2 separate regions of the Homo sapiens genome follow, and region 2 is linked to region 1. The links are chromatin contacts, found by Hi-C or POLR2A ChIA-PET in ENCODE. All regions are on one chromosome and are shown on one strand. Each heading gives the region's core, a stretch centred on a gene start or an enhancer-like site at or near the end of the contact. The rest is flanking DNA. Distances are from core to core; before and after follow the strand shown. Region 1 holds the start of YPEL1 (yippee like 1). Region 2 has its middle 15 kb from the start of MIF-AS1.

Region 1 (3,221 bases), core at 8-2,507:
TTTGTTGTTTTCTTGGTTTTTTTCTTTTCTTTTTTTTTTTTTTTGTTCAAGAGGAAGGGTCTCGCTCTGTCACCCAGTCTGGAGTGCAGTAGCGCGATCATGGCTCACTGAGGCCTCGACCTCCTGGGCTCAAGTGATCCTCCCGCCTCAGCCTCACAGGTAGCTGGGACTACAGGTGTGCACCACCATGCCTAATTTCTTTCTTTTTTTTTTTTTGGTACAGTGTCTCACTATGTTGCCCAGGCTGCTCTTGAACTCCTGGGCTCAAATGATCCTCCTGCCTCGGCCTCCCAAAGTACTGGAATTACAGGCGTGAGCCACCACACCCAGCCTTCAAATATATATATTCAAATAATACATATCTATTTTCAAATAATATATATTTTTTTAAAGAAGGGATACGGAACCAAGAAAACAGTGACATTAGAGGCGTGGGGGTGGCGCAGGCTGCCGGGGCGTCGGGAGCACTACCCAGAGGAAGGGGCTTTCTGTAGGGTCTGACGCGGCAGTCCTGGAGCAGAGCGAGGGGCCAGACGCAGACCCGGGGGGTCCTCCGTGGCGAGGGGGTCCTAGGGGGTTAGGTCCTTGGGTTCAGAGAGGGTGGTGGGGACGGGACAGCACGGACGACCGCATTCTGGGGACCCGGCCGCGGAGGGGTCCGGCCAAGGCGGGCCCTGGTCAGGCGCACACAAGCTCGCCTCGGCCTCCACGTCCGTCCCCTACAACGCGGCCGACCGCGCGGACGGGCGGTACGTGCACGGCGCTGGACGAGGAGGCTGCGCGCAAGCTCGCCTCAGCCTCTGGAGCTGCGGGCCCTGCACGCCCTCGGCCCATCCCCGCGAGCCGGAGGAACGAGTGACCACCACCGCCAGCCCCGCCGGCCGAGTGTCCCTGCCCAGCCAGCCTGCGTCCGAGCGCGGCGCTCCTCGCGGAACCCGCCCCTGCTCTCGCCCCGCCCCGCGCGGCCCCGCCCCCGTGTCCCTCGGCCCTTACAGGCTGGCTCCGAGGCCGCGCCCGGCGGGTCAGCCAATGGGAGTGCGGCGCGCCCCGCGGCACGTGGGCTCCTGCCCGTCCCGGCCGGGTGCGAGCTGGCGGAGCTCCTTGGCCCGGAGCGCGCGGGGCGGGGGCGCGCGGGGCAGGCGGGACGCGGGGCGGAACGGAGGCAGGATGGGGGCGGGGCGCTGGCGACATGGCGCGCTGATTGGCCGGCGCCGCGCTCCAAGGCTGTTAACGGCGTCTGGGCCGGGCTACGGCTCCAAAACAAAGGGCAGGCGGCCCGCGGGGCGGCGGCGGGAGGATGCCTCGCGCCCTGCCTAGGCGTTAACGGCCTCAGCGCGTCCCGGGCCGCGCCGGGAACGCCTGAGAGCCGAGCCCGCGCTGACCGGGGCCCGGGCCGGATGGGCGCTGCGGGCCGGGGCGCGGACCGCGGAGCGGCCGTGAGTACGGGCGGGCCTGGCTGCAGCTGCGCGGGCGGTTACTTTGTGGCCACCCAAGGATACTGTGGCTGCGGGCGGGCCCGGGAAGCACCTGTTGGGCGTCCGGGCGGGCGGGGGCGCGAGCAGGGCGGGCCTGTGACTTTTTTGTTCCGTTTTGGATTTTGATTTGTTGATATTGGGCTCACTCCGTTTTGGCACAGACAACAACGCCTAATCTTTGATTCCCCCGCCGTTTCTTCTCTCCACCTCCCCCGCTGTCCCTCTTCTCCCGCCCCGCCGTGAAAAGATAGGGAAAATGGACAAGATCCCTGATTTTTGGATTTTCCTTCCTTAAAAAATACAGCCTCAACTGGGCAAGGAAATGAGGGCAAAAGAGGTCTCCTAGGAATGTTTATCAGAAAGGCGGAAAAGCTTTTCAAGTAGCCACATAAAGATCATGACTAAAATGGAGCGTCCTCGGTATTTACCACTTGTGGCATAGGTTTCGTTAACAGAGATTGCAAAAGCCTGAGCTTCAGAGATCTAAACAGGGTCCGCCTCCCCCATGCTTGGCTCTGATTGACATCTTTGATGTCCAAATTATGTGCTGAATTCTAAGGATGGAAAAAAGGCTGAGATTCTATTTTAGGCAGATAATGAACATGGAAGACATCAATTTCCCCGCCCCACGCTTTTTCTGTTCCGTTGCATTTCTTCTTCCTCTATCTAAAACATACCCACCTTAACCTGATGTTTCCTTTGCTAAGAATGTTATTCTTCCCACCCACCAGCCCCTGACACTCCTAATTCCCTACTCAGGTCCCAAGACTAGGTTTACCACCACTGGGGAGACTTTCCAGGCACCTCACCTGAGCAAGCTATAGATGTGACAAATGTTTGCTGAGCCCCTGCCAGGTGCCAGGAGCTGTGCTTAATCCTGATGTCATTTTGTCTTACAATCATGCACTGGTCCCCCTCAGGGCTCTTGCGAGGCAATGGTAGTGGCATGTTTGAGGAATAAGAGGATCTCCAGGACCTTCATGGTGTTTCCTCTTGGGCCCTACAGGGTAGAGTCTCATCTACTTGTGGGAACCCCTACGGGTTGGGCCCATATTGAGCATTTATATAATAACTGAGCGCTCTTAATTACCAATCTGAGCAATAGTCTTCTTTTAAAATAACTTCTTATTTTGGAAAAACTTTAAATTTACATAAAGGTTGCAAAGATAGTACAGACAATCCCAATATATCCTACACCCAGTGCTCCCTATCCTTACCCCATCCTACACTGCTGTGGTACACTTGCCAATATGAAAAACACCTGGGTGCATTCTTGTCACTAAACTGTGGGTATTAAGCCTTTTCACCTTTGAATCACTGTAATTTATAAAGCCATTTCTCTGTTTGTTTCTTTGTTTGAGACAGGGTCTCACTCTTGCTCAGGATGGAGTGCAGTGGCACAAACACGACTCACTGCAACCTCCACATCCTGAGCCCAAGTGATCCTCTTGCCTCAGCCTCCCATGTAGCTAGGACTACAGGTGCACACCACCATGACTGGTTAACTTTACATTTTTTTTTGTAGAGACTGGGGTCTCACTTAATGTTTCCCAGGCTGGTCTTGAACTCCTAGGCTCAAGTGATCCACCTGCCTCAGCCTCCTGAAGTGTTGGGATTACAGGCTTGAGCTGCTATACCTCACCATAAAGCTATTTTCTTTAGGTTGAGAGCAGTGTTCCTCTAACATCTGTTCTTGATTCTTGCCTGTCTTCACTAAGTTCCACCAGCACCTGTGTCAAGGGGCAG
Region 2 (2,938 bases), core at 285-2,784, 2.2 Mb before region 1:
TGGCTTCCTGTAATTCCCCAGGGGAGTGTCTTGGTTTATTGGTTTATATTCATAAAGAGGTACTGAAGGAAGCAGGGACTTTCCCTCCCTGTGTGTGCCAGGTTGCTCCCCTTCATTAGTTCAAAGTCCCCCATTAGATGACCCCCACAATCTGTCTAGTCATTTCCACTGTGCAGTAGTGCCAATATTTATGTTTCATATTTGATTTATTTGTTATTGGCATTCAGAAGTCCCCTTTCGTACCCGATTGCACCATGGGCATGGATCACAGTGAGCACATATCTCAAGTCTGTATAAACAGTCAAGGCCTTGTCCTTTCTTCATGCCAGGGCTCTGGTTAAGGCTATTATCTGAGTCTTTGGGGCTGAAGTTTGGGCAGGGAAGCTTTTGGCCTCTATGGTTTTCCATAGGGAGAGAACCACATATCCTGCCCTTCTTTCGCTCTTCCGTGAAGCTATGGCCATCTACAAACCCTATGTCTTCCTTTCCTTTTTCAACCACATCTCTGCTACAGAGAACCTTGAAGGTCATTTCTACTAAATGCAAGCGGTTAATATTAGGAACTGAGACTTGTGTTTTTCCCAGGCATGTCCTCAAACTTTGGCTAAATTAACCTTTATTGATTGAGACACCTGTCTCAGTCATTTTTTGGTTAACACAATACAGATAAAGTAGGATCCCTATCTCATATTACACATAAACATTAATACAGATGGACCAAAGACCTAAATATGGGGGATGGATCAGTAGAAAATACGGGAGAATATCTCTATGACCTTGGGACAAGGGCTGAGTTTTTAAGCAAAACACAAAATGCTCAAATCATAGAGGAAAAGATTGATAGTCGCCTGTGTTACAATTTTAGATTTGTGCTTCAAAAAGACACCCTAGGAATTAGGGGTGGAAAGGAAGCAAGCCACAGAGTGGGAGCAAATATTTGCAATTAATGCGCTGAACTAGTAAAAGACTGGTATCCATAAAATTATAAAGAACTACCAATCAATAAAAACCACAACCCAATAGAAAAATGGGCATAAAATACAAACAGGCAATTCTCAGAACATGAAAACAGAGTAGTCAATAATTACATAAAGAGAAGTTCAAACTTACTCAAAGTAGGGAAATGAAAATCAAAGTTATAATGAATATTACATTCCACACCCATCAGGTTGGCACGCTCAAACTGTATGTTTAAGATGCTATATTTAATGTTATTACAATCAAACTATGTTCAAGTTTTTTAATATGCTATTACAATCATTATAACAGCAAAAAATTGGCAACACTCCAAACGCCCATTACAAGAGGATGGAACAGGATATAGAGTGGATATTAGCGAATTAGGCCCATACATCTGCGTGGGAGCATCTCAGAGAACGCAGGGGCGAAACGCCGGAAGGGCACACAAACCAAGCCCCGCCCCCGGGAACCCCGCTCCCACACGGAGCATGCTGGAGGCTGATAGGTTGGTTTGACCACGCCAGTTCCGCCTTCGCCTGCCCCCTTAGAGCCCCGCCCCCGCGCGGAGCATGCTGGGGACATACGGACTCACTTTCCTCGCCAACCCCGCCCTCCGGAGCTACCAGCAACAACCAACGGGCAGCGAGCAACGGGCGCGCGCTGCTCCCTTAGGAGGCGGTGACCATCTGCCCGTGTGCCCAGGGCCTCTGAGGGCGCTGGATGGCTCCGTTGTGTCCGGGTGGTCTCGGGAGCTGCAGGGAAGGGGCGGGAAAACTACACCGGACCCCATGGGGAGCGCAGAGGCGGAAAGGGAAGGGCCTAGGGACCTCAGATTGTTTTGAATCAAGGGCAGAAAGATCGGGTCGGAGGGAGGGAAGGAAATACTTCCGTGCCTTCAGAGGGAGTCTAGAGTCCCAGGCCGTGCCGGGTGGAAGGAACTGTGCAGCGTCCCAGAGGGAAGGAAGAAGAAGGGAAGAGAAGTGGACTCAGAAAAAGTGGAGGGGAAAGAAGGGAGATGGGAGAAATGGAGGGCAGAAGAGGCAACGTTCCCCAGCCCTATAAACCATAATGAGCCCATATGAGAAAGCAGAAAGGTGGGTGGGAAGTGGGGGGCTAGAAAGGAAAAGAAACAAAAGCTGTCTTGGTCTGAGTCAGGAGCCCAGCTGTTGTGACAGGAAGGGACCTCAGAGATGGCTTTCACAGGTGGCTGTGACTATAGCTCTTTCTGGTGCCTCAAGCTCCCTCTTAACCCCTGGGAGACTTTTACCTTTGGGAGAGATTTCCCTTTGGGTTAAGGAGGGGAAAGAGGGACAGAGGGACAGTGGCAAGGGATGCCAGGAGAAGGTGAGGGAGAGGACACATGAGTGTTAGGTTTTTGAAAAAAGACGAGGGTTAAAGACAAGAGAGTTGACCACTCTACAACACAGGTTTATTAACACAACCTACAGAGGTGGGGACCAACTTAATGCCAAAGCCCCACTAGCACTTACAGGCTGGAATCATTATAGGCCTGGATGAGGGGTCTGGAATGGTAGGACTTACTGCCCAAGAGGATGTTAATAAAAATATTTCTTAAACCTTTGTCCCAACAAGATGTGATAAAGAAGTCAGACAGTTGGGGAGGATGTTACTTACAGCCCAAACCCCTGCAGAATGTTTCACTGTGACCAGGGTCTATGAAATGGCAGGAAGATTTACAAAATAATACAGCTTGGACTAAAAATTAGGGCCCAGCCTGGGGAGAGCTAGGCACTGATTTTTAGAGAAGTCTATGTCTTTGGCTATGCCAGAAGCACTGCAATCTTATTTCAAGGGCTTCTGGATGTGGTGGACTAAGTCTAAGACTAGGGGGTCCAGAGAAGACCCCATCCTTAGTAACCCTTGTCAATAGGGAGACTTCTCACGGAATCTGCTCTTTGGGTTTGACCCTCTGTCTTCATGTTCATGCCTCATTCATCTTTGTTAGGTTTTGAAGGGA

What was found. A loop is a pair of places that touch in the nucleus more often than their neighbours do. ChIA-PET counts read pairs that join two places held with the same protein, here RNA polymerase II (POLR2A). Pooled maps may share reads with other maps.
Region 2: a loop to region 1 is called in a map of B cell, with 10 times the contacts of the local background. The contact joins the enhancer-like site here to the promoter of YPEL1 in region 1. A Hi-C loop is called at or near these places in 1 of 168 maps with a recorded cell type or tissue (B cell) and 4 of 50 pooled maps. POLR2A ChIA-PET finds 5 or more read pairs at or near these places in 1 of 52 experiments (H1).

The regions. Positions count from the first base shown.
Region 1 is chr22:21,733,830-21,737,050 of GRCh38, reverse strand. It overlaps YPEL1 (yippee like 1), which reads left to right and starts at 1,257. Exons shown (of 5, transcript NM_013313.5): 1 at 1,257-1,436. RefSeq lists silencers at 689-1,538, 1,559-1,608.
Region 2 is chr22:23,912,652-23,915,589 of GRCh38, reverse strand. No RefSeq gene overlaps it. Among named protein-coding and RNA genes, the nearest start is that of MIF-AS1, 15 kb to the right of the region's middle. Within about 2 kb of position 1,534, at least 37 of the 41 ENCODE cell types and tissues checked have a DNase peak (open chromatin) inside an H3K27ac peak, as active enhancers do; they include B cell, where a contact is called at or near this core.